7 separate regions of the Mus musculus genome follow, and all the other regions are linked to region 6. Evidence: chromatin loops called from intact Hi-C (ENCODE). Cell type or tissue: left cerebral cortex. All regions are shown on one strand.

The links. Hi-C counts contacts between places; a loop is a spot of excess contacts. Peaks named below come from ENCODE experiments on the same cell type or tissue, not always from the same donor. Only the 100,000 strongest peaks of a DNase experiment are listed, where the experiment ranks them.
Region 1: a loop joins it to region 6, with 6 times the contacts of the local background. A loop is called at or near these places in 5 of 42 quality-filtered maps.
Region 2: it touches region 6 in a loop (8-fold over the local background); 5 of 42 quality-filtered maps call a loop at or near these places.
Region 3: a loop joins it to region 6, with 6 times the contacts of the local background. A loop is called at or near these places in 9 of 42 quality-filtered maps.
Region 4: a loop joins it to region 6, with 4 times the contacts of the local background. A loop is called at or near these places in 10 of 42 quality-filtered maps.
Region 5: it touches region 6 in a loop (2.4-fold over the local background); 7 of 42 quality-filtered maps call a loop at or near these places.
Region 7: a loop joins it to region 6, with 2.5 times the contacts of the local background. A loop is called at or near these places in 9 of 42 quality-filtered maps.

The regions. Positions count from the first base shown.
Region 1 is chr11:43,498,685-43,502,684 of GRCm38, forward strand. No RefSeq gene overlaps it. Among named protein-coding and RNA genes, the nearest start is that of C1qtnf2, 26 kb to the left of the region's middle. In left cerebral cortex, no CTCF peak of the experiment used is centred here; no DNase peak of the experiment used is centred here.
Region 2 is chr11:43,491,859-43,495,858 of GRCm38, forward strand. No RefSeq gene overlaps it. Among named protein-coding and RNA genes, the nearest start is that of C1qtnf2, 20 kb to the left of the region's middle. In left cerebral cortex, CTCF peaks have their summits at 1,036 (motif pointing left), 2,324 (motif pointing right) and 3,370; DNase peaks (open chromatin) are centred at 1,029, 2,324 and 3,919.
Region 3 is chr11:43,611,646-43,615,645 of GRCm38, forward strand. It overlaps the pseudogene Gm12149. Among named protein-coding and RNA genes, the nearest start is that of Fabp6, 12 kb to the left of the region's middle. In left cerebral cortex, CTCF peaks have their summits at 1,643 (motif pointing left) and 3,313 (motif pointing right); a DNase peak (open chromatin) is centred at 1,645.
Region 4 is chr11:43,624,680-43,628,679 of GRCm38, forward strand. No RefSeq gene overlaps it. Among named protein-coding and RNA genes, the nearest start is that of Fabp6, 25 kb to the left of the region's middle. In left cerebral cortex, no CTCF peak of the experiment used is centred here; DNase peaks (open chromatin) are centred at 1,866, 2,079 and 2,419; H3K4me3 peaks cover 908 bases; H3K27ac peaks cover 1,848 bases.
Region 5 is chr11:43,746,248-43,750,247 of GRCm38, forward strand. It overlaps Ttc1 (tetratricopeptide repeat domain 1), which reads right to left and starts at 1,761. Exons shown (of 8, transcript NM_133795.2): 1 at 1,675-1,761. In left cerebral cortex, no CTCF peak of the experiment used is centred here; a DNase peak (open chromatin) is centred at 1,810; H3K4me3 peaks cover 1,369 bases; H3K27ac peaks cover 654 bases.
Region 6 is chr11:43,679,174-43,683,173 of GRCm38, forward strand. Pwwp2a (PWWP domain containing 2A) reads left to right here and starts at 2,825. Exons shown (of 2, transcript NM_027557.1): 1 at 2,825-3,443. The coding sequence starts at 2,920. It overlaps Gm34963 (a long non-coding RNA gene), which reads right to left and starts at 2,891. Exons shown (of 2, transcript XR_388594.3): 1 at 2,662-2,891. In left cerebral cortex, CTCF peaks have their summits at 2,345 and 3,513; DNase peaks (open chromatin) are centred at 1,678, 2,651 and 3,420; H3K4me3 peaks cover 1,835 bases; H3K27ac peaks cover 997 bases.
Region 7 is chr11:43,631,955-43,635,954 of GRCm38, forward strand. No RefSeq gene overlaps it. Among named protein-coding and RNA genes, the nearest start is that of Fabp6, 32 kb to the left of the region's middle. In left cerebral cortex, a CTCF peak has its summit at 2,384; DNase peaks (open chromatin) are centred at 830, 1,402 and 2,383; H3K27ac peaks cover 2,376 bases.

The DNA of each region.
Region 1 (4,000 bases), 180 kb before region 6:
AAAGTCAGAGCTGGTATTCCTTGGCTTTCAGGGGCCCCCAATAGCTGCTGGAGAACCATACAGAGAAGTTGGAATGGGGGGGGGGTTGCCCACAGGCCCTCGACAAGCCAGGACTGCGTGCTCCCAAACTCCCGGACGTCTGGGCTTCTCAAGGAGTAGGGAGCAGAGTAGGGGCACGGGCTGAGACAGCGTGGAGCTCGGGGCTGGGGAGTAAAGGGGAGCTCTGCTTAGCTCGGTGGTGATTGTCTTAGCCTGGCTGCTGTTGTGGCTAGAAGCACAGAGAGACCTTCTGCTGGAGGCTTAGGCTACAGCTCAGTAGTCGAATGCCTTCTCCGTGACTCCTCACTGCGAATTTTGATGTAAGAGACAGTTCATGGTTCTGAACGGTTTATTGACTGTTCATCTTAGCAGATGGATGCATTTGGTACCATACCAACTTCTCAGGGTGGAGCGAAGATTAAATACCTTTTGCAGGGAGAAATGTGTGGAAAGGGAAGCTTATTGGCTAAACCCTCAGGGCCTCTAGGTACCTCATTAGCATGGAGAACGCTGCATGGCCAGGAATTTGGCAGGGAGCAGGGAGCTATCTAAATCTCGGGTATGTGATGTGGATGCCCTAGTCCTCATGGCTGCAGTGTAACTCTTACCCACTGGACCACCCCTTTGGCTCCCTGTTTAATTATTTCACCTTAATTTTTATTTATTATTCATGTGAATATATGTGTGCACACATGAATATTCTGTTGAGGTGCATGCTACAGAGAACATAGGGAGATCAGAGGATAACTCTGTGGACTAGGCTCTCTCCTTCCACCATTGCTTGAGTTTGAGAAGTCGCCAGGCTTGATCAGCAAGCAGGGATTACCCGCTGAGCCTGGCTATATGTAAGGGCCTGGTTATGTGTAAGGGCCTGGTTATGTGTAAGGGCCTGGTTATGTGTAAGGGCCTGGTTATGTGTAAGGGCCTGGTTATGTGTAAGGGCCTGGTTATGTGTAAGGGCCTGGTTATGTGTAAGGGCCTGGTTATGTGTAAGGGCCTGGTTATGTGTAAGGGCCTGGTTATGTGTAAGGGCCTGGTTATGTGTAAGGGCCTGGTTATGTGTAAGGGCCTGGTTATGTGTAAGGGCCTGGTTATGTGTAAGGGCCTGGTTATGTGTAAGGGCCTGGTTATGTGTAAGGGTCTGGTTATGTGTAAGGGCCTGGTTATGTGTAAGGGCCTGGTTATGTGTAAGGGCCTGGTTATGTGTAAACAGAGCCTCTTGTGGCTTTTGTTACTGCAGAGTCTGGATGGGAGCTGCAGCCCTTAAAGAGCACCCAATACAGGCGTGCTTGCTGATGTGGCTGCCTGAGACAGAGAAGCCAGAAGAACTCATGATTGGTGGTGAATGAGAGCTCTAGTTGCAAAAGCAGCTACGCCTAGAATCCTCACTCCTAGAAGGAGGCTGAGGCAGGAGGATTGCTGTGAGTCGAGGACCAGCCTGGGCTGCAAGAGTGAGATCCTATCTCAAAATTAATTAACTTAGGAGTCAAGGGTTTTGTCTTAGTCAGGGTTTTACTGCTGTGAACAGACACCATAACCAAGGCAAGTCTTATAAAAACAACATTTAATTGGGGCTGGCTTACAGGTTCAGAGGTTCAGTCCATTATCATCAAGGTGGGAACATGGCAGTATCCAGGCAGGCATGGCGCAGGCAGAGCTGAGAGTTCTACATCTTCATCCAAAGGCTACTATTGGAAGACTGACTTCCAGGCAACTGGGATGAGAGTCTTAAGCACACACCCACAGTGACACATCTACTCCAACCAGGTCACACCTATACCAACAAGGCCACACCTCCAAATGGTGCCACTCCCTGCTCCAAGAATATACAAACCACCACAGGTTTTAAAGCAGGCTCCACACATATTCAGTGTAGGATATGAGCAAATTTACCCAAATGCTTAGTTTTATAGCTTTACAGTTGGTAAAAGGTGGGCAGAAAAGCTACCAGTGACAGAACACACACACACACACACACACACACACACACACACTCACTCACAGTCACACACATACACACACTCACACACATACACTCACACACACTCACACACACATAGACACATACCTTCACACATATGCACTCACATACATAGATATACACACACACAACTCCAATTAAATCCCATCAAATACTTCCTTTACTCATTGCAATTTCCAGTAATAATAACAGTTCTAGAAAATAGATAATGAAAAATCCACCCTGAGTCATACGCTTCCTCACCTGTTTCCTGGCTCCTAGCTAGAGAAATCAGCAAGAGGCATATTCTCTCTCTCTCTTTCCCTCTCTCTCTCTGTCTCTCCTCCAACCCTGTGTGTGTGTGTGTGTGTGTGTGTGTGTGTGTGTGTGTGTGTGTGTGTGTGTGTGTGTGTTTTGTCCTTTGATATTATTCTTCCTATAAACCAGCTTGTGTCAGCGCCTGAAAGTCTATTGTCAAATTTTCAGGAATTTCAATAGCTGGCGTTAAACACAGCCATTATTGAAAATAACCTTTGTCTTTGTTCTGTGTGTGTTTGTTTGTTTGTTTGTTTGTTTGTTTGTTGAGTCCTAGGGATGAACTCAGAGACTCTAACAGGGTAGAGAAAGCCCTCCTCCACTGAGACATACTCCTGCTCTGTCTTTTCCAACTTGCTTCTGTGGTATTTATCTCCAGAACGGGCCAGTCTTCCTTATTATCCCGAATAATAAATATAGGGGTGGCAGATGGTTCAGTGGGGAGGACCAGAATTTGGATCTGCTGCAGTCACACAAAAGCCAGGCAGGCATGGCAACTATGTGTGATCCCAGCATTCGGAGGCAGAGACAAGGATCCCTGAGCAAGCTGACTCTGTTATGCAGACTGAGCTGTGAGCCTTGGGGTCGGTCAGAGTCCTAGTTTCAATAAAATAAAGTGGACCGTGATCAAGAAAGACACCCCGTTAGGGAACCTGTGGCTACACACACACACACACACACACACACACACACACACACGTATATGTATGTGTATGTGTATGTGTATGTGTGTGTGTGTGTGTATGTGAATGTGAACGTGTACGTGTACGTGTACGTGTACGTGTACGTGTACGTGTACGTGTACGTGTACGTGTACGTGTACGTGTATATGTATATGTATATGTATATGTATATGTATATGTATATGTATATATACCTCTGCAGAACTATTAGGGAGTTAATATTAAGAAGTTAACTTATTATAGGACTGCAGAGATGGCTTATGATCTTCCAGAAGATGTGAGTTTGATTCCTGGCTTTCACATTTGACAGTTCATATCAATTCAAACACTAGCTCCAGGGGATCCAATGCCTTCTTCCAACTTTGGGGACACCCACACTCACATATATAAAAATAAGTCTTTAAAAAATACAGCTTCTTATAAAAGATTCAGGTCCCTAAACCCTGACCTTCCCTCCGCACCCTCTCACTGTGTAAAGATCTCAGCTTTGTGTGTATGTGCACATCTTCCCTAGCCCAGCGCCATCACATTGGTAATTTAAAATCAGCTTATAGCAGTTGTATTTACACCTGCAGGTAAATATTCAGAGTGGAAATGTATCCCTTCCCCTCACAAATGGGTTACTATTTACCATTCCATCCCTGCCTAACCACGAATCCTTCCCAGCTTCTCATTCCCTGATACTCTCCAAGAGTTTGTCAAGTACAAGTTACAAGTTAGACGTCCATAAGCAAGAAGGTTTGTAACTTAACTTCTAGCCTTGTTAAAAATGACCTCAGACTGGATCGCAGATGCAAATACAAACCACTAAGCTGGAAAACAGTGTAATCGCTGTAAGACCTGGCTAAGCAGAGAGCTCTTACCCTTGACACCAAAGCACAGACGATGGAGAATTGATAAGTTGGACTTCACCAAAAATTATAAAAAAAAAAAAAAAAACATATACTTTGTGACTCTTACTTAAAAAGAGAAGATGTACCAAGGTGTGATTCAATGGTTAAGT
Region 2 (4,000 bases), 190 kb before region 6:
CTCTCATAGCTCTCTGAGATTCCTTCAACCAGGACACAGCTACTCCTCTGCTTCCGTTGGGATTGCGTTTAAAACACAATAAGTTTTAAAATATTGCTCAGTTAAAGATACATTCAAAAGTGAGCATTGGGGCCCAGCCACATGGCACACAGAAGAGCAATTGTTCACCCTGACAGGTTGCCTACTGTCACTGTTGCAAAAGCCAATGTCCTACACAGGGACAGTGAGGGGAAAGATCAAAATTCCAGGCAGTTCCTGCTGAACGTGTGTTATATTTATACCTTCCAAAGTCAAAAATCCGTAGGTCAAAGAATTGTAAATCAGAGCCCATGAGTGCACAGAGGAGCTGGGCTCTGAAGCAGGACACAGGGCAACAGGAGAACCTGAAAGGAATGTTCTTCGAGCAAAATGACCTGGTCGCCGGTACAAATGCCCTCTCTACACAGGGAAGAGCTGGGTGCTCTTTAGGAACTGACTGAAGCCAGAAGAATTGGGCAGTTAAGAAGAAGAGACTTGAGACTTGTGAGGGTGGAAGATCACAAAGACCCTCATAATCATGTTCCTTCCTATTAGAAAGCTGCTTTAGCTTCTGCCTGTAACTCCAGCATTCTGCTGGCTGAGGCAGGAGGATTGCATTGAGTTCAAAGCCAGTCTGGGCTAAGGGTGAAACTTTCTCAAGAAAAAAGAAAAAGAGTATTAATTTACCAGTATGCAGAGGGAGTATGACATTACAATGGGGTAATCCTGAGCCTCCTCAGAATGTAAGCGCTGTTCATCAAGGACCCAGGCTTTTTATTATTATTTGCTGGCCCACTGCTCGGTCGGTGATGAAGAGCAGGGTTTCACTGCGTGCCTGGTGGCAGGAATGAATAGCACTGAGATGAGTCTACCCTGGTCAGGTGTTTTCAGAATACAGGGCTAAAGAAGCCTCCATGCCAGAATGCGGTAAGCCCATGATCAACGCTTAGAGATTTTCCTATCTGATAGGGTCAAACATTCAAGCAGCTTGCGCTCACTGCCCCCTGGTGGATACTCATGGAACAACAGGTAGGGCATGGGCTGGTCCTGGGAAGCGTGGGCCCAGTGCTAACAAAATAAGGTTTATTTAATCATTCTCACTGAGTCCACCACAAATGCAATGGGGTGGGTAAGTGTCTAGAAACCAGGCAGTACTCTGTGGCCCAAACAGATCAACAGGTGGGCAGGGGTTCTGCCCGGGGTCCCCGCAGAAGGGTCAGCCTCTGAGATGGACTGGCACCTTCATTTGTAAACAGTTTTTTCTTTTCCTTTCTCTAAAAAAAAAATTTTTTTTAAACCAGGCATGATGATGAGAATCCCAGCACTCAGGAGGCAGAGGCAGGTGAATCTCTGTGAGTTGGAGGATAGCCTGATCTACATAACAAATGCCAGGCTAGCTAGGGCTACATGGTAAGACCCTCGTTCCTAGTCCTGTCTGTGGCTTCTTGAATGCCTTGAGAAGCTGGGCCTGTTTGCGGTCTTCCCTTTATGTAGGTACTGAAGAAGACCTAGAACTTGGTGAGCCTTTAATCCAAAGGCTCTCTCTCCTTCAATACACTCTTTGAAAAGCAGCTTCCCGCCTCACGGTTTTCGAGACAGGGTTTCTCTGTGCAGTCCTGCTGTCCTGGAACTTGCTCTGTCAACTGGGCTGGCCTGGAACTCAAAGAAGTCCGCCTGCTGGGATTAAGGCCTGTGCCACCAGACCCCAGTTCAGTGCATTCTTTGAAGGGCAGCTACCCCCTTCTGAAGCAGCCTGGAGAACCCCACCTCTGATCATGACAGTGCAGAGAGCTTCCAGCCCACACTGACAGACAGACCTTAGGTCTCCCCTGGCAAGTGCGTGTTGTACTCCGTTTACATAAGGGCTTTTCCTCTGCAGGTTGATGATCAAAATTATGGCAGGGGAGAAGTCTGACACCCATCTCAGACACAAATTTTAAAAGATGACCAAAGACTCAATAATATATACAGATAATATTTTAATAGAGAATGTTAGTAAATCAAGATTAATACAAAAACAAAGAGCAAAAGTCAAAGTTGGGATTGACAGGGCTGGAATTAGGGTGAGGTAAAGGAGAGACAGTGCGGGGGTGGGGGCGAGTCGGTTCTACAAGTACAGAATGCATCAAAGTTACATTGGAGGCTTGACAACCACCCCCCCAGCCTCCCCAGCTCCCCAGCCCCCCAGCCCCAACCCACTCTCTCCTATCCCCACCCCACTCTTCACCCCCACCATAATAGGAAGAAACGGCTTCCGGGCTGCATGTAATTCTTACTTGTGCCACTAGAGGGAGCACACCTACCGCACAAACCTCCAATAAGCCACAGGGGGCTGGAAAAACCAGCAGGCCTCTGCAGCAGACAGTTTCCTAGCCTCAGAGCCCAAGACAAAAGGGAGAGTCTCAGGCCAGGGTTCTAGGGTGGCTGTGATCTTGTGCTGGGAAAAAAGAAAAAGAAAGAAAAGGAATAAAATCAGTCTCACCTTTTCCAGACATCTGCACTTGGGACAGAGTTTTGAGCTCCCTGTTTGTGTCAGAGACCAGCCTGAGATGGGGCAGGAGTACCAGCTCTTGTTAAGCAAGAACGGGGTCCAGTCCTGAGTGTCTTGGGGTCCCCTGTGTGGTTTGGGTGATAACGTTTGTGACTTCAGCAAAATGAACGGCTGGGCCAGAAGATCTCAGGACCAATGTAGGCATCAAATGTTGATCTCTCTCTCTCTTCAAAGCAGTCAGGAAAGGACGACAACACACGCACAATGAGTAGCATTGCTGAGGGAATCAGCCAGCGTCTAAATCTCCACACTCAGGCCTCTGCTTCTACTGAAGACGTGTGTGTGTGTGTGTGTGTGTGTGTGTGTGTGTGTGTGTGTGTACACGCATGCACACACTGAGGCCAGAGAAAAATAGCGGGTGTCCTGATTTACCATTTCTCATCTTATTCCCTTGAGTCCGAATCTGTCACTGAACTTGGATCTCTGCTGATGACTGACAATCCCCAGCAATCCTCCTGTCTCTGTCCCCAATAGAACTAGAGTGACAGACTTGTGTTCATGCATGCCAGGCTTGTATGTGAGTTTGGGGAAAATCTGTATTTAGGGCCTTTTCTGCCCCTAACCTGCTTTTCTGGCCAATGCTTTTACACACTGAGCCATCTTCCCACCCCTCAGTGAAGACTTCTGTTATAACAAATCACTGTCAAATCTCCTGAGCTACACTAGAAATGGCGGCAACGTTTACTGAACACTGGCAGCAGGCCGCCTTTGATGTGTGCGGACTGCTCCACAGTTCACACTATTGTCAGCAGCTTCCAAGACCACCAACCTCACTTCATAGACACGGGGAAGCAGAGACCACAGATAGGGGGCCCCTGTGAGCAGGTCTGTCTACCCCATGCTTCCCAGCGGGAGGAGCCTGATAAACCAGAACTGTCTAGGCTTTGACAAGTTTCTGAGTAGGATAGAGTTGGTTCCGAGGGGGTCTCAGGTCAGACCTTTGAAGCCATTTGGTACCACAACCTACCCAGGCTTTCAGAGCAGTGGCTCGCCTCTCCTTGGGACCCTCTGATTCCATAGTCTGAGAGTCACAGACCCAGCTCCTTGCACATGGGTCTGATGACAGGAGACCCTACGTTAGTGTAGCTCCCTCACTCTTCAAGAGCTATACCCTTTCCCTGCTGTAGAAACAGAAGCCTAAAAAGAACTTTCCAGAAAAGGCCACAGATAGCTCAGGGAAAATGCCACACCCTCCCCCACCCCACATTTAAGACATTCTTCATCTACTTCCTAATTTTTTCCCCTCACATTAGTGCTAATTTAAAGACAAGATCAGAGCTGATGCCGTCATCACCACAGCCAGCTTCTTGTGTCTGCCTCACACAGAATCTTCCCGCTGAGGCTGGCAACCCTCCAGCATGGTTTCCTAGGGTGAGTCATTTACTACACAAGCAGAGCTGCACATGGAGGTCTCTGAGATCAAAGACTAAG
Region 3 (4,000 bases), 68 kb before region 6:
GGGGAGGAAGGGAGGACAAGGGAGGGAAGGGGAAGGGAGGGAAAAAAGTGATACAATGGTCATTGGGGGCAGGGGAGATTTGATCCTGGTGAGGAGAAAAAGGGGATTTATCTTCATTTCTGAGACAGGGTCTCTTGTAGCCAGGCTAGCCTCGAACTTTCTGTGTAGCCAAGGTTGGCCCTGTTCCACCTCCTTAATACTAGGGTTGTAGGAGTGCACCACCATGCCTGACTTTGAGTATTCTGTTATGTGAGTAAAATGGTAGCTGGAAAGGTCACTGTTTTATTTCTATCTCTGAGAGTCTGTCTGTAGGCTCAATCCCCTCAGACAGAACAACTAGGTCAGAGGTCACTAGCAGAGCTTCTCTGTGAGGGTTCCACCAGTGCGCCCCTTACCCCTACCTCAACAGTGTTTGAAACCATCTCTTCCTTCCTACCACCCGAGCTGCAAGTGGGGAGACATTAGCATGGTCAGAAGGTTTTTGTTGTTGTTGTTTTTAGAGACAGGGTTTCTCTGTATAGCCCTGGCTGTCCTGGAACTCACTTTGTAGACCAGGCTGGTCTCGAACTCAGAAATCTGCCTGCCTCTGCCTCTGCCTCCCGAGTGCCCTTCATTGTTTAAGGCTTTTCTGACTAACGCGTTGGTGGACGTCATCTTCTTTAGAGAGTTTGCTAAGCTTTTGGATTCGGCTAGCTCTTCTGTTCCCCAACCGCAGAGGCACAGCAGTATCTGTCAGTCTGGGAACATTGCTCTCTCCTCTCTTATATAACCAAGTTGAGGATGCTCAGGTTGACATTAATAATGTATCCCAGACAGACTTGTGCTTCTCTAGGACGTCCCAGAGAAGTCTATGGCACAAAGACAGATAATGTCCCTAAGGAACTAAGGACGGGAGTTCCTGTGGCTTTGCCTGGCACAGAGACCGCTCCCCAAAGAAGAGACCAGAGTGCACATCCTGTTTCCAGTGCTCTCTACCCAAAAGAGTTTCTGCCTGAGAGTCAAAAGATAGGGGTATGGTTCCAGTTCTACCTTAGCTGGTCATGGGCCTATAGACTAACCCCAGGCACAGGTATAAGCATTCACAGCCCTAATACATCATGCTCAGAGGTTAAGAGACCTGTCCAGGCTCATTTAACAGCAGTATTTGAACCTGTTTAGCACCACGTTTCCACTTTGGGCTGGAGCCTTAGTTTATCCTTCAGTGAGATAAAGCAGCCTTATTTTCCCTCATCTTCTGTCTCGGAAAGAGAGATGTTGGGTCGGTGCTCAGTCAGACAGCCAAGTGGCTGTGGGTAGGGTTGTGGAGCCCCAGGGTTAAGTGGAGCAAGTCTCCCTTTCCGTTTCCCCTAGGCAGGCCTCCCAGGAAGCATCACTGTCCTTCTGGCTTAAGGGAAATTGTTATGCTGTGAGCACTCAAGTGAGCAGGTCGATTCCATGTCTGTCTTTCTGTGTCACACTGGCACGGATCCCAGGATGGGGCCAACCTATATGTGCTGACAGAGACTGAGGAGAAGGGCTGAGGGTAAAGTAGAAGAGGAAAACCCTGGAGAGAGGAGAGACAGAGGAAGAAAGGCCTCAGAAACAAAGACAGCACGCCTCCCAGGCAGCTGGCAGCCCTGGAGACAGATACTGTGAGTTGGAGCGCCCCCTAGTGATCACCTTCATATAACCTGACCAGGGAGATTCAGGATAAGAGTACCAGGCACTAGCCCAGAAAAGCCAGCCTCGTAATAGCAACAACCGGATCCCCACAAAAGAGCCACGGAGATGGCTGCAAAGAGGAAAGTGCTCTTCTAAGTATCACGTGGAAAGTGTAAAGAGTCCCCAAGCATCTTCAGCCCGGACATGCTTCTCTTTTGCCTCAAAGACTTCTTGCCTCCTCCACACACATACCACTGTCTTCATCACTTGACTGTGACCAGGTCACACACACCACAGAGCAAGACATGCCAATATTGCCAATGGCATGCAGAGCCAACACACCAAAGATCTCTGGAGACCACCGAGGAAGTCCTTGTTCATTTGTCTACTCAATAAACACATGTTAAGTGTCTAATGTGTGTGCCAAACTGTAGGCCCTTATGGGTACAGCAAAGATAGGCCACAGCTAGGTTATAGAGATAGGGAGGGGCCACCCTGGGCTATGCAGAAACTTCCTGTCAGACCTTGTCCAAACGGAAGGATGAGGAAGGAGCCAGTATGTCGGTATTAACCAGTAACCCTAGAACACAGGAGGAATCAGTAGTTCACGGTTGACCTTGGCTCTATACTGAGTTTGAGGCCTTACTGGGCTAAATGAAACTCCCCCAAAAGAAAGTGGTGATGTGTCCCTGTAACCCAGCATTTATGAGACAGAGGCAGAACGATTAGTTCTGCTAAATTTGGCCATATAACAAGAGCCAGATCATGAAATAAAAAGGCTGGGAATGGCCTCAGTGGGTAGATAACTTACCCAGCATGCCCAGGGCCAAGCCTGGGTCCCCAGTAAGAAGGAGGAGTGTATAATGGGTGGTGTACTGATACTTGAAAACGTCATTTTCAGACAGGGAGGGAAAGAGGGAAGAAGCTGGTCTGACACGGCATGTCTGTGTAGACGCCATGTGATGTGTAGTGGATGCAGAGTGAGGATAAGCAGGGGGGTTCAGGCAAAGGTTCAGCTTGCGCAGAAGCTGGGGCAGCGGGAGCGTAGCGTTCCGCGTGCATAGGTGGAGGCAAAGCCTGTGTGGCTAGAGCGTGGTGGCCAAAGGAAAATGAGATTAGCTACAGTGACAGGAGGGTAGACTGCGTGGACAGGGCAGCTGAGACCAGGTCGGTCCTCAGACAGCTTTGATCACGGGGATATCATTCCTAGATTTATACAGACTGGTTGATTTATTGACTGACTCGGGGTTTCACGTAAGGCCCCGGTTGGCCTGGAACTCACTATGTAGCAGGCTGACCTTGAACTTCAGGACAGTCTTGCCTGTGTTTCCCAAGGACTGGTTTTCAAGGCCCGAGTCACCACGTTTGACTGAAGCCCAGGTTGAACTTGTACTCACTATGTAGGTCTCCAGGTCTGATTATTTAGTTGTTATGGTTTTGTTTCACTTTTTGTTTGTTTTAGTTTTTTCAAAACAGCATTTCTCTGTGTAGCTGTGGCTGCTCTGCAGCTTCCTTTGTAGCTCAGGCTGGCCTCAAACTCGGAGATCCGCTGCCTCTGCCTCCCTGCTGAAATAAAGGCCTGTACCACCACCACCTGGCTTTGTTACTCTTTTTTTTTTTTTAAGATTTATTTATTTATTATCTATAAGTACACTGTAGCTGTCTTCATACACACCAGAAGAGGGCATCAGATCTCATCACAGATGATTGTGAGCCACCATGTGGTTGCTGGGATTTGAACTCAGGACCTCTGGAAGAACAGTCAGTGCTCTTAACAGCTGAGGCATCTCTCCAGCCCCTTTGTTACTCTTAAAAAACTTATTTGTTACTTGTTTTTGGCTGTACTTAAACTTAGAAGTAGAAACTTTTAGTGAGATACATTGCATCTCTTGGCAGTCTGTGCCTAGTGTTTTCCTTTGGCTTCCTTCATTCTCTTGGCCAAAAGCTTAGCATATTCTACAGCTGCCTCCTCCTCCTCCTCTTCCTCGTTTTTCTCAGTGTGTCATTCCTTCCGTGGAGTAATAGACCAGTACTTGTGTTACAGAATAGGTAGCGTGACAAAACACTGAACTATGAGTGCTTTGGTCCTGGGCTTCTTCACTTCTTTGTTTAAGGGCTTTCTGATTAACATATTGAGGACGTCATCATCTATCTATCTATCTATCTATCTATCTATCTATCTATCTATCTATCTAATGTATGAGTGTTCTGCTGCACGCATATCCACAGGCCAGAAGAGGGCATCAGATCCCCTTTAAGATGGTTGTAAGCCACCATGTGGTTGCTGGGAATTGAACTCCGGACCTCTGGAAGAGCAGCCAATGCTCTTAACCAATCACTAAGCCATCTCACCTGCCCA
Region 4 (4,000 bases), 54 kb before region 6:
TGGGGCTGCATCATTTCTAATCTCATTTATCCAAGATAACTGAGGTAGGGCATCGTAGGAATTAATACACGTGGCTGTCTCTTCATAAATGGTAACGAATTGGGGCAAACCTGGCCTGGTAGCGCCTGTCTGTAATCCTAGCACTCAGAAGGCTGAGGCCAGTGGACTGCCAATAGGTCAAGGCCAGCCCAAACTACATAGCAAGAACCCATTTTGGAAAAAAGAAAAACAGGCAAAGAAAAAGAGTAAGTGTGGGGCCAAGGTCACCATGCTATCCCCCAAGTCGCCATATTCTGCTGAGGATGTATACAGCAAAACCCAGCAACAAAACAGCATTGTGCACCCAACCAGCTGTGGCCAGACTTCATCCCGCCTGCAGGATATCAGAGCCTTTGGAAGGTGATTTTGCTGTCTGCATATTTTGTTTGCTTTCAGATGACATTGCCAGGTGAGGTGGAGCCCATGGTAATCCCAGCATTTAAAAAGTGGAGGCAAGGGCCGGGTGTGGTGGCACACGCCTTTAATCCCAGCACTCATGAGGCAGAGGCAGGAGGATTTCTGAGTTCAAGGCCATCCTGGTCTACAGAGTGAGTTCCAGGACAACCAAGGCTACACAGAGAAACCCTGACTCGAAAAACAAAACTAAACAAACAAACCAAAAAAAAAAAAAGTGGAGGCAAGATCGGGAGTTAATGGTCACTCTGCCTGTGTGAGACCTGTCTCAAAAAGTCTAAACTAAGGGGGCTGGGAATTGGTGGCCTGGAAAGAAGGCCCGATGGTTAAGAGCACTGTCTACTCTTCCAGAGGACTCTGGTTCAAGTCCCAAGACCCGCATGGCTGCTTACAACGGTTCTAGGGGATTCCACACCCTCTCTGGCCTCAATGAGCACTACATGCATATGGTGCACAAGACATACATGCAGGCAAAACACCCATACAATTAAAAAAAATTTTTTTTTTAAATTAAGGGGCTAGAGAGATAGCTCAGTAGTTAAGAGCACTTGTTTTCTTGCAGAGGCCCCAGAATCAGTTCCAAATACCACATGGTAGCACACAACCATCTTAACTCCAGTTCCAGAAGATCTGATGCCCTTTTCTGACCTGCATAGGCACCAGGCACACGAGTGGAAGAATTATATAAATACATGCAGATAAAAACTCATACACATAAAATAAATCTTAAAAAAAATTTTTTTTTAAGTCACAATTAAGAAAATATTTAGATGTAGCTTCCACAGACGAGTGTTGTGGGGATATAGCCACATTTACTCCTTTATATTTTACCTCGCTGCTTCTGTTATAGCGAACGACAGGGCCAAGTCGTCAGGAAGAGAGCTGCAACAACAAGCAAAGCCCAAAACATGTTTTCTCCAGCCTCTGAGAGCACAGGGTTGAGAGCCTCTGCCCCAAACTACACCTGCCCACTGTAAGAAGAAGGTTTGAGATAACCCAGGGACCACCGGAGGCTCCGGAAAACGGAAGTTTCTAAGGCAGACCAAGAAGGATGTGGCGGATTGCTTCAATTAGAGAGGACCTTGGAGGAACTCAAGGCCAGTTCTGCCCTCTCCCTTTAAGTAAGAGTAGCTAAGGCTCCTTCAGAGAGTAGAGACAGCACATCGGAGGCCGCCCAGAAGGTGGAGAGCAGCAGGGTTTGATGCTGCTTCCTCCTTAGCTGGGGAGTCACAGACCTAAGCTGGGAGTCCTAATGTGGAATCAGGCTGTACCTTGGACCCCAGCAGCCTCATTTGTTCAGCTGTGATTTCTCCAAGCGAAAGAGGGGCGGTGCCTGCAAAGTCAGCCTCCTCCCTTTCATCCTTTCCGCTCTTGGCACAGCACCCACTTTGACTCTGGAGCTAAACCCTCCGTTTCTGCAGTCAGCCTGTTACCTAGGCACAGGGATTTTTTTTTTTTTTCCTTCAAAGCACAAAAGACACACTCTGAGTCTCGAAAGCAACATCTGATCTGCTTTGAGTAGATAAAGAAAAGCGGAGAACCAGCTGGAGGGCAGCTTCAGACCCTCCACACTCTATGGCTGCTTTCCTCGGCTACATCCTGGCCTCCCACCTGCTGGGATCCAGCAGAGTCCAGACTGTTTCTTTCTTGAGTGCTACCCCGGAGGAATTCTGGACGCTGCTTCTGGGGACCTGGGGGGCGGGGTATGGCGGAAATAGTTGGAGAAGCCTAGCCCTGGTTCTCTGGTTTGTAATCTCAGGACCACAGCCTGCTCTACATACTGATTCTGAGACATTGTCTCAGAATAAACAAAACAACAACTGAGAAGTGTTTTTAAGCGAGAGGATGGGAGCCGGTTCCCCCAAGGCTCCCGCATTACTCAGCACCTCCAGTTAGATCTGAATACTGGCTCTACCCTCACAAACCATCCTTCCAGGGTGTCCTCAGGCGCTCATAGATCCTCAGCAAACGCCTACTGGATCCTCCCTTCTCTCTGGTTGGATCTTCCTTGGCCTGAATCGTCCTCTCCCCTTCCTGTTCTGAACTCGGTGCCAGTCCTCTCGAGCCCCAGATCTTGTCAAAGAAAACAGGCTTTTTTTCCTCCCCTACGAACATTGTACTATTTGTGCCTCTATCTGGAAAGCTCAATGTCACATTCCCTAGGCCCAAGGAAAGCACTTTATTTTCACTGTCATAAAAATAGGAGACAAAGATGGTGCCCTACAGATCAGCGATTAAAATGTCTCTGATGCCTCTAACGCAGGCTCAGAACCAAGTGCCCATAGCCTCTGGGACAGTTCCAGACCTTAACCCCTTCTTTGCCCTTTGAAGTTCAAGCCCCTCCCTGTCAGCAGCGTCCCCAATTCCGCCCCCACCCCCGCTCCCTCGTGTTCCTGATGCGGCCTGAAAATGTCTTCTTTACTGTCCTCTCTTGACTACGTCCTTTCCCTATGACAGCTAGGGGAGCACAGAATAGACGCTGCTGGAGGTGAGCAGATCTGAGGGATGCTGTTCTGCCCAGGACTCTGGGATATCTATGAAGCACTGTCAAATGCTGTTGAGAAAGTTAGCTTTAAGTCCTAATCCTAAATACCATATGATTTTGTTGTTTCATGAGTGAGCCATCCAGAAGCAAGCTGTTCGGGCCATGGAATGGTAGCTGAGCAGGCTGGTGTTTTGTTAACTTGACAGAAGCCAGAGTAATTCAAGGAAAGAAAACCACCGTCGGGAAAATTCCCCTCTATAGATTAGCCTGTAGGCAAGCCAATGGTCCATTTTCATAGATTAGTGATTGATGTGAGAGGGTCGTCCATTGTGGGCGGTGCCACAGCTGGGCAGGTGATTCTGGGTGCATAAAGAGAGAAACTGAGGCAGCCATAGGGAGCATGCTATGCAGTATCCAGCACTCCTCCATGGCCGCTACGTCCCGGCCCTGCTTGACTGAATTCCTGCTTTGACTTCTCTCAGTGATGGACTATTAACCGGAAGTGTCAGGTGAACTAAACCTTTTCCTCCTCCCTAAGCTATTTTTGACCAGGGTTTTATCACAGAGATAGAAACCCTAACTAAGCCAGAGTGAGCAACAGTCGCCTGAGAAGCCCCTTCCTGGCAGGGGCCAGGGCTCGCAGCTTGGCAGGTCTGGTCACTTTCCACTTACTCTGAGACCCCTCTAGCTGCAGGGACCACTGCAATGAAACCTCCCTGCTCCAGAAGGTGCTGCTCTGCCACAACCACACCAGACAACCCTGTAGGCCCTCCAGGAAGATAAGCCTGAAGAACTCTAGGTGACCTTTGACCCTTTGGTTTCAAGCTGGGAGAAGTATCTCCTCGGTACCTCAGCAAGAAGCCTGTGATTGACCAATCAGGATCCAAGCTGGGGATGTAGCTCAGTTGGCACAGTTATTGTCTAGCATTCATGATGCCCTGGGTTTGAGTCCCAGCAACACATGAATCCAGATACAACAGCTCATGGCAATTCTAGCGTTGCAGAAGCAGAGGTGGGAGGATCAAACTTCGGGGTTAGCCTTGGCTACATGTTGAGTTCCAG
Region 5 (4,000 bases), 67 kb after region 6:
GTGGGTAGGGGAGTGGGTGGGGGAGCGTGTGGAGGACTTTTGGGATAGCATTGGAAATAAATGAAATAAATACCCAATAAAAAAAATATGGAAAAAAAAAACCCTTCTGTCTTTCACACCTAAACAAACTTCTACATATAACCCCGCCAAACACAGCTTGACTTTCTTTGACTGGGGAGTCATTATTTTTATTTATTTGTTTTATAAGTATTATTGGTTTTTTTGTTTTGTTTTGTTTTCTAGACAGGGTTTCTCTGTGTAGCCCTGGCTATCCTGGAACTCACTTTGTAGACCAGGCTGGCCTCGAACTCAGAAATCTGCCTGCCTCTGCCTCCTGAGTGCTGAGATTAAAGGAGTGCACCACCATGCCCGGCTTGTTTTTTTTTGTTTGTTTGTTTTTGTTTTTTGAGACAGGGTTTCTCTGTGTGACCCTGGCTGTTCTGGAACTTGTTTTGTTCATCAGGCTGGCCTTGATCTCAGAGATCCACCCTCCTCTGTCTCCCCATTGCTGGATTAAAGGAGTATGGATCATGCCTGTCCAAGGAAGTCATTTTAAAAACAGGATATCACCAATTGTGGTGGCCCATTCCTGCAGTCTCATCATTGGGGAGATGTAGTTAGAAAGATCAGAAGTTCAAGGCCATCCTTGGTTACACAGCAAATGTGAGGCTAGCCTGGGCTATGAGACCCTGTATTAGGCCCCTCCCCAGCCCCAAACTAGAGTATAATAAACTCACACTCAATGCCAATTATCATTTTAACTGATAGTCTTGCTGATCAAATATGGTATCAGACTTATACCAAGACTAACATCCCCACTTCCCACTGGTGTTGGAGACCGAATCTCAGACTTTGTGGTACATGTAAGCCATTTAAACAACTGAACCACACCCTCGATCCATACCCTAAATGAAAAGACTGATTTTAATGTGACTTTTCCACGTCCGGCAGCTTGCTGGATGGCACAAATTAGACAGAATCCAAAACAGCTGCAGGGGAAAAAAAAAGAAAGAAAGAAAGAAAGAAAGAAAGAAAGAGTTCTAATCTTTGTTCAGAATAAATGACCAAGTTGTCAACAGGAAACAATGAAGTCCGAATGGGACACTATCGCCACCGGGAGCCGAAGAATAAGTTTCTTATGGAGCCCAAGATGGCATCTGTGCCCAAATCGTGCTTATCATCGTAAGCAAATGCAAGCGGTATAGCTTAGGTAGCTAATTCTGGAAGGGGAGCCTTTGCGCAGATGTTTTCACAGGCATCCTCCAGGGACTCAGAACTCAGCCTTGGAAGAGCCGGTTCTCAACTCTCGCTGCGCAACCCTGCTGCCCAGATCCTGACAATATTGGTCTGCAGTCAGGTCAGAGCATCTCTGTTTTTTTAAAGTGACTCTGATGATTTTACGTTCATCCTATTAACCACTGCTGCTCTAGAAGCTGAGTCAGAACCTCTGCGGTGCCTGCCACCCCTCTGGTCGCAGCAAAACCACGCCAATGACCCAGTGTCGCGTTAAAGTCCGAATTCGTCCTAGCCTGTTAAAAGGAAAAGTTAAAAGGGAGGGTCAGGACTCGCAGGCTTCGCTTTTACTCGAGTGTCGCGTCCCTCCCGGCTATGAGTCAAGGTTAGAAAAGCCCCTCCCCGCGCGACCCCGCGCCTGTCCCAGGCCACAGTCCTCACCGAACGCCGCGAGACCCACGATGGGCTTCACAACCTCCCAGCTCCTCTCTCCACCGCTCCTGCCTCCGAGTCCTTCTACTTCCTCCTGAGTCAGGTGCACTTCCGGCCGCGCTGGCCAATGGCGCCATTGCTGGCAAAGCATTCTGGGAAATGTAGTGGCCAACTCGAAGAGAGTGAGCGGAAGTAGCTGTGTGACGTCACTGTACGGCTCAGTACTATGAGCCTCAGCTGTCATCTTGAGTTATGTCAAATCCTGCCAATTAGCACAAAGTAATTTTTCAAACGCGACTACTTGTGGCTTTAAAAACGTCTTTATTCTGGCGTCCCTCATGTTAGGAATGTGCATAAGAACCCGAAAACATCCTTCGTCCCTAAATAAACATTTCTTTCCAGTAGTTTCCAAAGTGCCTTTCAAGAGCTCTGTTAGGAGAGTAACAGTTTTCAAAACAGTAAATATTACACACTTTTTCCACTCATTTTCTCATGACTGTACAGCGCTTTCCAGAGGTTGTCTTCTGATATAGTGCAACAGAAGGAATACAAAAAGGGGTGAATTATTCTAGCTGTTAGGCAAGTCCGTCTATTTGTGAGCTAGACCTCCAGGCCTTCACCTGTCCTGTATTAAATCAGAGATTTGCAAAAAATTGAAACAATGCCATTCTTCTTGTGACAGGATAGCAAAGATGGAGAAAATTAAAAAGACATCGGAAAGGAAAGTAGCCTTTCATCAAGACTGGTTAAGTCTCTCCTAGGCTCAGTCATGAATTCCCACAAGGGGCTAGGAAGCATGACTTAGCAATTGAGAGCAATGACTGCACTTTCAGAGGACCAGGGTTCAATCCCCAGTACTCACATAGCAGCTTACCACAACTTTAACTCCAGTTCCAGGGCATTTAAGATCCTCTTCTGAACTTCATGGCCACCAGGCACACACATGGTAAACAGGCATACATGTAAACAAACACTCATGCACACCAGAAGAGTTAATTAGATAACAGTAAAGTTAAAAAAATTCCATAGAGTTATACAAAATTTCATAGACAGAAATACTGTTCCTTTGATTTATTTGTTTTTAAATGTAGATACTTTAAGAATTAACACAGAAGCTAGGCAGTGGTGTCACTTGCCTTTAATCCCAGCACATGGGAGGCAGAGGCAGGCAGATTTCTGAGTTGAGGCCAGCCTTGTCTAAAGAGTGAGTTCGAGGACAGCCGGAGCTATACAGAATTATTAAAAAAAAAAAAGATTTAACACTGAAATGAAACATAAGACATACCCATACCGCTGGGCTGTGGTGGCGCACGCCTTTAATCCCAGCACTTGGGAGGCAGAGGCAGGGGGATTTCTGAGTTCGAGGCCAGACTGGTCTACAAAGTGAGTTCCAGGACAGCCAGGGCTAAACAGAGAAACCCTGTCTCGAAAAACAAAACAAAACAAGACATACTCATACCCAGTGAAGCATGAGCCATATTTCTGACTCGTAATTTTCTGACAAATAAGGTTGTGAGATTGTGAGGGGCTAGGGAGATGAGAGATGACTTAGTGTGACAATAAGGCACTTGCCAGCAAGCTTGCTGACCAGAGTCTGATCTCCAGGAACATGTGGTAGAAGGAGAGAACTAGCCCCTGAATGTTGTCTTCTCATCCACACCTATATGTCATTCACACACCTTTATCCACCTCTCTCTATCTCTCCCTTTCCTGATAAATACTAATACTCAACAAAAGAAATGAAAAGTATACGATTCTGGTGTTATTTTCCATAGTTGTTTATGTAATTTGGTTCACTTGAAAAGATGAACTAATAGCAGGAGTTTTTCTTAAAATTTTGAGTAAATATTTACCGTGATAAAAGCATTGAAAAAGTATACCACGTATACCACATCCTTTATTGTTTGTTTGTTTGTTTGTTTTGTTTTTTTTTGTCAAACAGGGTTTCTCTGTATAGCCCTGGCTGTCCTGGAACTCACTCTGCAGGCCAGGCTGACCTCGAACTCAGAAATCTGCGTGCCTCTGCTTCCCAAGTGCTGGGATTAAAGGCGTGTGCCACCACTGCCCCATTTTCAAATCTCTTAAACAGTGTAACTTTAAAATCCACCAGAACAGGTATAATGGGTATAATCTCAGTGCTTGGGAGGTGGAGGCAGTAAGATCACAGAACTTTGTGGCCAGACTGGGTAGGTAGTCTGGGCGTAGTGAGTTCTAGGTCAGCTACGTCTAGAAAGTGAATAGCCATCTGAAATGCTAGCAAAAATGTATTTATATATTAGCTACCAACATCCCCCACCCCCCACGGGCCTGCTGTAATCCCAGCTATTTCCTTGAA
Region 6 (4,000 bases):
CAGGACCCAACTCTTATTTTCCTCCCTGTGGGAGATTATACAGTGTGAGAATTCAGGGTGTCATGGCTCCATAGACTATATGTTATTGTTTAATTAGCTGATTGTGGTGAACTATAGATGTAGAGTCATAATGAAAATTCTGTAAGGCAAGACCTGTGTATGTCTAATGTAAGCATAACGTAATCCCCGTAAGAGATGTTTTTGGCTTTCTTACTCTGTCTAGGTATCAAAACCAATGCGTGTGCATGTTAGCAAGCACAGTTTGTTTGCTTGTTTGTTGAGGAAGGCCCAGTTTTTTCATTTGTAAAGAGAGTTAAAACATATTAGTGTGCTTTAAAAGCTGATTACTAAGATACAGTCTCATTACGATAGATGCCCTAATTGGTTGTCTTAGTCAGGGTTTCTATTCCTGCACAAACATGACCAAGAAGCACTTGGGGAGGAAAGGGTTTATTCAGCTTACTCTTCCACATTGCTGTTCATCACCAAAGGAAGTCAGGACTGGAACTCAAGCAGGTCAGGAAGCAGGAGCTGATGCAGAGGCCATGGAGGGATGTTCTTCACTGGCTTGCTTCCACTGGCTTTTTCAGCCTGCTCTCTTATAGAACCAAGACTACCAGCCCAGAGATGGCCCCACCCACAAGGGGCCTTTCCCCCTTGATCACTAATTGAGAAAATGCCTTACAGTTGTATCTCATGGAGGCATTTCCCCAACTGAAGCTCCTTTCTCTGTGATAATAACTCCAGCCTGTGTCAAGTTGACACAAAACTAGCCAGTACACTGGTCTAGAACTTGCTATATAAACCAAGATGGCCTTGAACTGAGATCCATTTGTCTCTGTCTCCTTCACTAAAAACATGCACCATCATGCCTGGTTATTTTCACTACTTTTAGCTATTCATCTCTGTATGTCTGGGAGTAGGTTTGTGCACAAGGTAGCTAGAGGAGGGCATTGAATCCCCTGGAGTGCTGGAACCAACTATGATTCTCTGCAATAGAAGCACATGGTCCTCACTGCTGAGCCATTGCTCTAGACCCCCAGAACACAGGACTTCAAATGAGAGGGTTTGGGAAAGTCAGTGGTACACAGTGGTCTCTAAACAAACTCCATTTTCCCTGTGGCTGTAAAGGGAGATTCTGAATTCTCCTTGACTGGCATCTTCTATTGGACTTTTACTTTCCTGAGAACTGCTAAGCTTGAAATAGACAGAACGTTGGCTAATATTTGCTTATTGTCATTTTGTCTTTTCTATAAAAAAATACCTGGACTTATGACCGTGTAATTTATTAGCTAAACAACATTAGAAACCTTTTTGTCTCAGTTTTCAAATAAAATGGGTATAATAGCACTTGTCGAATTGCAAGGACCATGTAAGATTGTACTAGATATTGATATATAGTATTCAATTAATCTTTGACATTTCATTCTTCCCTCCACGTTGGTAAATATCTTCTTTCTCTTTTGTAGGTGTTTTCAGTGCCTCTGATTGCTCCTATTAGAAAGGACTGACTGAGGAACAATCTGCAAGAAATGAGTACAGTGGCTCCTTCTAGACTTAACAGATTTCAAATAGAATTGGTCTTTAAACGCAACACTTGGGAGGCAGAGAGAAGGAGGCCGATCTCTGTGAGTTCCAGGCAAGCCAGAAGTACATAGGGAGACGCTGTTTCAAAACAAAAACCCAAACCACAAAAACAAGGACCTTAGGACACTGGAGGGCTCCCCTAGCCCTCATCTTTTCTTTCTTGGGATGGGATCTCAGTTTGCAGTTGAGTCTATCCTGAAACTGTATTAAGTCTGGACTAGAATTTTGCCATTTCTGCCTGTGCCTCCCAAGAGCTGCCCCACCGGCAACTATGCCTAGATTTCTTTCTTTCTTTCTTTCTTTCTTTCTTTCTTTCTTTCTTTCTTTCTTTCTTTCTTCCTTCCTTCCTTCCTTCCTTCCTTTCTTTCTTTCTTTCTTTCTTTCTTTCTTTCTGCACACGGCAAGGAAGAGGGTAAGGAAAGAAAAGGCTTCAATAGTGAACTCTTTCCGTGGATCTAAGGACTACAGTCAATTTAGCATGCCAGTTGTCTGTCTTCTCGTTAGAATTTTCCTTTTTTGAAATTAGCAGGTTCCTAGAGTTTAGTCCTTTATATTTTAAAGAGTGAAACCAAGGAAAACACCGCTTGTGTGTATGCGGGAGCTCCTGTCATGTGGTCATGGAGAATGTCTTGTACATCGCCCTGTTTCCAGCACCTCGTAATCTGACTAGTGAATAGGCACCCAAAAAGTGTCTCAGGATTATTTTCGGAACTTTAGTTATCTTTCCCAACAGAAGCCTGTTGTGCCCACACTTGGCCACAAGCAAATCCAAGCCTAGAAATAACATTTATTCTAAGGATCTCTGCGCAAAGATTCTTGGGAAGTGGTTCCCTTTCTGCATTCTCCCGCTATTCCCCCCTTGGGGAGTCTTTGAAAGAACTGGCACGACTCGCGTTTTCTTCCCTTCTCCCACCTCCGAAGAACGGGCCGAGTAAGGGCAGGGGCATAAACCAATCCTAAAGCGGTATTTCCCCTACTAACCAATAGATACAGGCTGTAAGCACAGGGCGCCGCTTTTGCCATCCTTCAGCCCGCCCCTCAAACTCCTTTTAGATTCTCCACTTGACAACTCACCTGACCAATGGGAAGTTCCTACTCTGAGGGAGGGGGCGGGACTCAGCCCGCGACAGACGGCTCCTTCTGACCAATGGGTTGACAGAAGTGCGGAAGGGGGTGGAAGGCGGAGCCAATGGCGCGGTGCCAATCACGAGCATCAGGGAAAGGGCGGGACGAGAGTGTTAGCGGGAGGGAGGGGAAGGCCTCGGGATCCCAGCCGCGCTGCCGCCGCCGCCGCCGCAGCCCGAGTAGGAGGAGGGAGAAACCAGCGAGAAAATGGCGGCCGTGGCTGCTGAGGCGGCGGCGACCGCGGCGTCCCCCGGGGAAGGGGGCGCCGGCGAGGCCGAGCCGGAGCTAGAGCCCATTCCCGGCAGCGAAGCCGGCACCCCCCTCCCGGTCACGGCCACGGAGGCGGCGGTGCCGGACGGCGAGGCCGACGGGCGCCAGTCCGCCCCTCAGGCCGACGAGCAGCCGCTGCCGCCACCGCCGCCGCCGCCGCCGCCGGGGGAGCTGGCCGATAGCTCCGAGGCTGAGGAGGCGAAGCCGCCCGAGCCCGCGGCTGTCCCGGTCTCGCCGCCCGAGCAGCCTCCGGCCGCCCCCGAGCAGCCCGAGGACGCGCCGCGGCCGCCACCAGCTCCGGCGCTCGTGCCGCCGGCGGGCGGGGACTCGGCGGTGTCGCACCTCATCCCCGGCTCGGAGGTGCGGGTCACGCTGGACCACATCATCGAGGACGCGCTCGTCGTGTCGTTCCGCCTCGGGGAGAAGCTCTTCTCCGGGGTCCTCATGGACCTATCCAAAAGGTACCGTCGGCCCCCCAACTGCAAGCTGTCCGCTCCGCCGCGAGGGAGAGCGCGAACCCGAGCTGCTCCCGCCCCGCCCTCGGGTCCTGCGCGCCGCGCCGCTCTCCGCGTGGGGCGCGCTCCGCGTGGGGCCGACGCGCGCGGCCCCGGCCCCAGGTGTGCAGCTGGGGACGCGCGCGGGTGCAGATGGCTGGCACACCCCGCCTCCGCATCCCCAGCCCCCTGCGACCCTCTGGCTTGCGCACTGGGGCAGATGGGTTAATGCAAAATGCAGATGGATCCCCTAGAGAAACGGGTGCTGTGGGGGGGGGGGGGGGGGAAGAGGTGCTGCGGAGGCATCTCCCTGTCCTCAAATCAACCTTTAACTTTAGCGGGGCTGAAGAAAGGGGTGTGTGCTTTGGGCTTCCCAAAAGGTTACCTGTCAGTTGTTAAAAGAGGAAGAGCCTAGAGTTAATGAACCCTTTTTTAACTGTTATTAAGAACTGCTGGAAATAGTTTCTCGGAGGATCACTCTTTAATAAGGAGGTACCTTTTGCTAATTTTACTTATAGCTTAAA
Region 7 (4,000 bases), 47 kb before region 6:
ACAACAACAACAACAAAAGTGACTACAGTATAGTCGGCTGTGATGGCAGACATGCAATCCCAGAACCTCAGAGGCAGAGACAGGAGGATTGACGCAAGTGTAAGGCCAGCTTGGTCAATAAAACATTTTGGATCAGCTGGTGCCACATAGTGAAACCCAATTTCAACAAAAGGGATGTGTGTGTATATTTAATATAAATATTACACATAGTAAGATCCTTCTGACAGAACTTAGTTGTCCTGAATTCCCTCCCTGGAAATCTCTTTTTTTACTGGGTTTGGGATCAACTCCATGTTAGACAAAGACCTTTACCACTGGCCTAAACTCAAGAGCCTCTGCTGCCTAAATTCTAGGGTTATGGTCATACACCGTCATACCTGGCTTCGGGAAATTTATCAGACATGGAAGGAGGAGGAGGTTGACACTATTCCCAGACAGCCTAGCTCCTGCTCATCTCGGGGCTACTCCAAGACTCGTTCCATGGAAGACTTGTGTGACGACTCAGCCTTTGTTCCCTACACACCTCCTTGTCTTCTTGCCAGCTCTCCTTCAGAGGCTGAACGCCCCTGCTCCTCTCCGTAGCTTTCCATGCTGTCAGTTACCTGAGTATGGAATTAAATGTAGGATTCCCCTGTTGCTCTGCCTGTGTCTGCTTAACGCTCAGCTCAGCTTAGCCAAGGAACCTAGCAGGGAAGGGTTGTCATTTTCCACTTGCCTACCCCACCACAGTAGCTGCTCAGACACTTGCTTCTAACTTCCCCCTTCTTCTCTTCCCCTGCTTAAAATATTGGCAACTCCTTCCTCCTTCTTCTGCTTGCAACTGTGTAGGCTAAAAAGCAAAACAGACACTAAAGCACAGTCACTTCCTACGGGGCTTAAAATAACATCTTCATCCTGGCCTTCCAGCCGCCCTGTCTGGCTTATCTGGGTTTATCTGTTTTCTTCAGCCCTTGGTCACAGGCCGCTCCTGGCTATTGTTCACTCCCTTCCAGTCTCCAGTCTCCTCCCTTTACCTGAATCTCCCTGGTTCTTCATTCAATTGTCTGCTTATCTCCAGTCTTCCGCCTGGAGGATAAACCACCTAAGACCAGGAACCCCCTCTGACTTGTTCCTGGCTGTGGCCCCCAAACCTCAAACATTGCAGCCCTGCACCCCACCCCCACCCCCCCCACACACACAAACACACGTATGGGCTCTTGGGTGGATGAAAGAATCCATCGATCTTTCACAAGTCGGGCTCTGTTCTAAGCAATTTACCTGTGCCACCTGACAGAATCCTGAGGGGATGAGCTGCTATTTATGCAGGGGTAGACCTGGTCAAGGTCACACAGCTAGGAAGGTTGTACTGAAACCAGCCTGCTCCTCTAAGACTACATGGGCATTACTGTGGGCAGCTGAGCTCTATAGAGAACTCCCACATTGTGTGCATGAATGAATGAGTGAGCCGATTATACACACCTGCACAGAGTAGCCCGCTGGAATAAGCAACCTTTCCCGATCCAAGCATCTCTATGGGATCTTCTGGCAGGGGGTAGGGAGGAGGGTGTGTGTGTCCGCTTTTGACATTTGGAAAGGCACAACACCCACTAAAGCTGATCTGTACACTAAGTACTGGATTCAGAGGGTCTGTGGCTTTCTTTTCTGCCCCGTGCTTCCAGCACCACTAGCTGCCCAGGCCTGGGGATGGGCGATGGGGTGGGGATGGGGGGGCAGCACCCAAGGAACATTGTATCCTGGTAGCTGTAGGCTCTCTTCAGGGTGGCTCTGCTATCTTGTGAGAGTCCTATCTCTCTGGCTAGCTGCCATTCGCCTGGCAGCCCTAATGTCTTATCTCATCCATCATCGGGCTACACTCATCCAAGCTGGATCTCCGAATGAGACATGTGTGCCGAAGATGGAATGGCCTGGAGCCCTGGAGGGAATCGAACCCACTGTAAAGGAGGCCGGAGAGGACCAGAACTGCAGGCCTGATGTCTGAGTGGATCCCTCTCCGCTGAGGAGGGCCCACAGAGAGAGAAGGGGAGGGCAGGGCAAAGGATGGACGGAGGAGAAAAAGGAAAAGCGGCTGGGGCAGAGGAATAGAGGTGTAGGGTGTTGGTTTCCTATTGCAATTGAAATGTAGACTCCTCTGGTGCCCCGCCAGCTTCAGCACACCCCTGCCCCGCCCCCACCCTCACCCTCCACCAAGCTGACAGCCTAGGAAAGCAGGCAGGTTAGGGAGGTGATTTATTGCAGGCTCTGCTCCTTCTAACACCAGGCTCCTTGGCCTGGCTTCCCTCACCCTCACCCCAGCACTTCCGCGTAGGAACCGCCTGGGAAAGTCTGAGCTTCTCCCCGCCTAGCTGCCGCGGTGCCTGGTTTGCTTTCCATCCCAGCCTCTAGGGAGAGGAATTTGTGCTGTCGCCCCTCCCCCACAACCGTTCTGCTGAAAGTCAAGATGTAGGACTCAGGCTCCCCAGAGATTTTCTAGTCCAGCCCTCGGATTTTGTTTTGCTTTTTAATCTAAACAATTAAAAAATAATAATAATTGCCAACCTTAAACTGAAATAGATTGCCCTTAAAAACTGTTTTTCTGCCGGGCGTGGTGCCGCACGCCTTTAATCCCAGCACTTGGGAGGCAGAGGCAGAGGCAGGCGGATTTCTGAGTTCCAGGACAGCCAGGGCTACACAGAGCAACCCTGTCTCAAAACACAACCCCCCCCCATTGTTTTTCTGATGCTGGGTAGTGATGGAGCACACTTTTAACTCCAGTACTGAGGAGGCAGAGGCAGGAGGATCTCTCTGAGTTTGAGGCCAGTCTGGTCTACAGATCGAGTTCCAGGTCAGCCAGGGCTACACAGAGAAACCCTGCCTCCAAACCAAAACCAAACCAAACCAAACCAACAACAACAATAACAGAAGAATGAAAGAAAACAAGTACAGAAAAGAATCAAGTAACTGGATGCCCTGCTATGACCTAGCCTTGAAATCCACATTGTTATTTCCACTTTCGTCGTTGGTCTAAATGACTAACTAGCTGCTCAAATCCAACAGGGACATCAATGCCTGCTCCTGAATTTTTTTTTTTTTTTTCCGAGACAGGGTTTCTCTGTGTAGTCCTGGCTGACCTGGAACTCACTTTGTAGACCAGGCTGGCCTCGAACTCAGAAATCCGCCTGCCTCTGCCTCCCGAGTGCTGGGATTAAAGGCGTGCGCCACCACGCCTGGCTCTCCTGAATTATTTTTAATTAATTAATTATGCATTGTGTGGCTTGGGCACCGCGTTGCCAATGTGGAGGTCAGAGGACAGCTTACAGGAGTGTTCTCACCTTCTCCCATGGGTGCCTAGGGATGGGACTGAGGCTTTCAGGCCTGGTGAGTTGGTAAGTAATACTTTTCTTCACTGAGCTGCCTCTCTCTCTCTCTCTCTCTCTCTCTCTCTCACACACACACACACACACACACACTTTTGGCACCAGGTTTTAAAACTACTCCAGCACGAATATAAACTGAAAAGTCAGGTTTTCCTTCGACCCGATTCCTCCAGGGCCTGATTCCAGTCCCTAGCAGCAAACCCAACCTATGTCCTCTATGGCTTTTTAGATAGAATACATGCCCACCAGTACCACAGAGACACGAGAACTATAGAAGCACAAACCATACTCTGTACTCTGGTTGTTCAACTCCTGTTCCAGCCGCCAGAACCCAAGTACATTGAAGCAATGGATTCCCTTGGATTTGAGGTCCAGCCCTTGCCACAGCTCTCTGCAATGTAACCCAAGAGTCAAGGGTTCTAGTTCAGTAGCATCCAGGGCCTCCTGGATCTCACTCTCTGAATCCAGACACCAAATAGTCTGAAGAGCAAAACTACCCATGAAAACACACAGGCAAACCCAGAGCCAGGTGTGCTGTGGGATGCCTGTAATCCCCAGGCTGAGGAAAGAACTGGGTACAAGCAAGCTCTAGGGAACCCTGGGCTTCATAGAAAGACCCTGTTGACAAGAAGGGAAGGAGGGAGAGA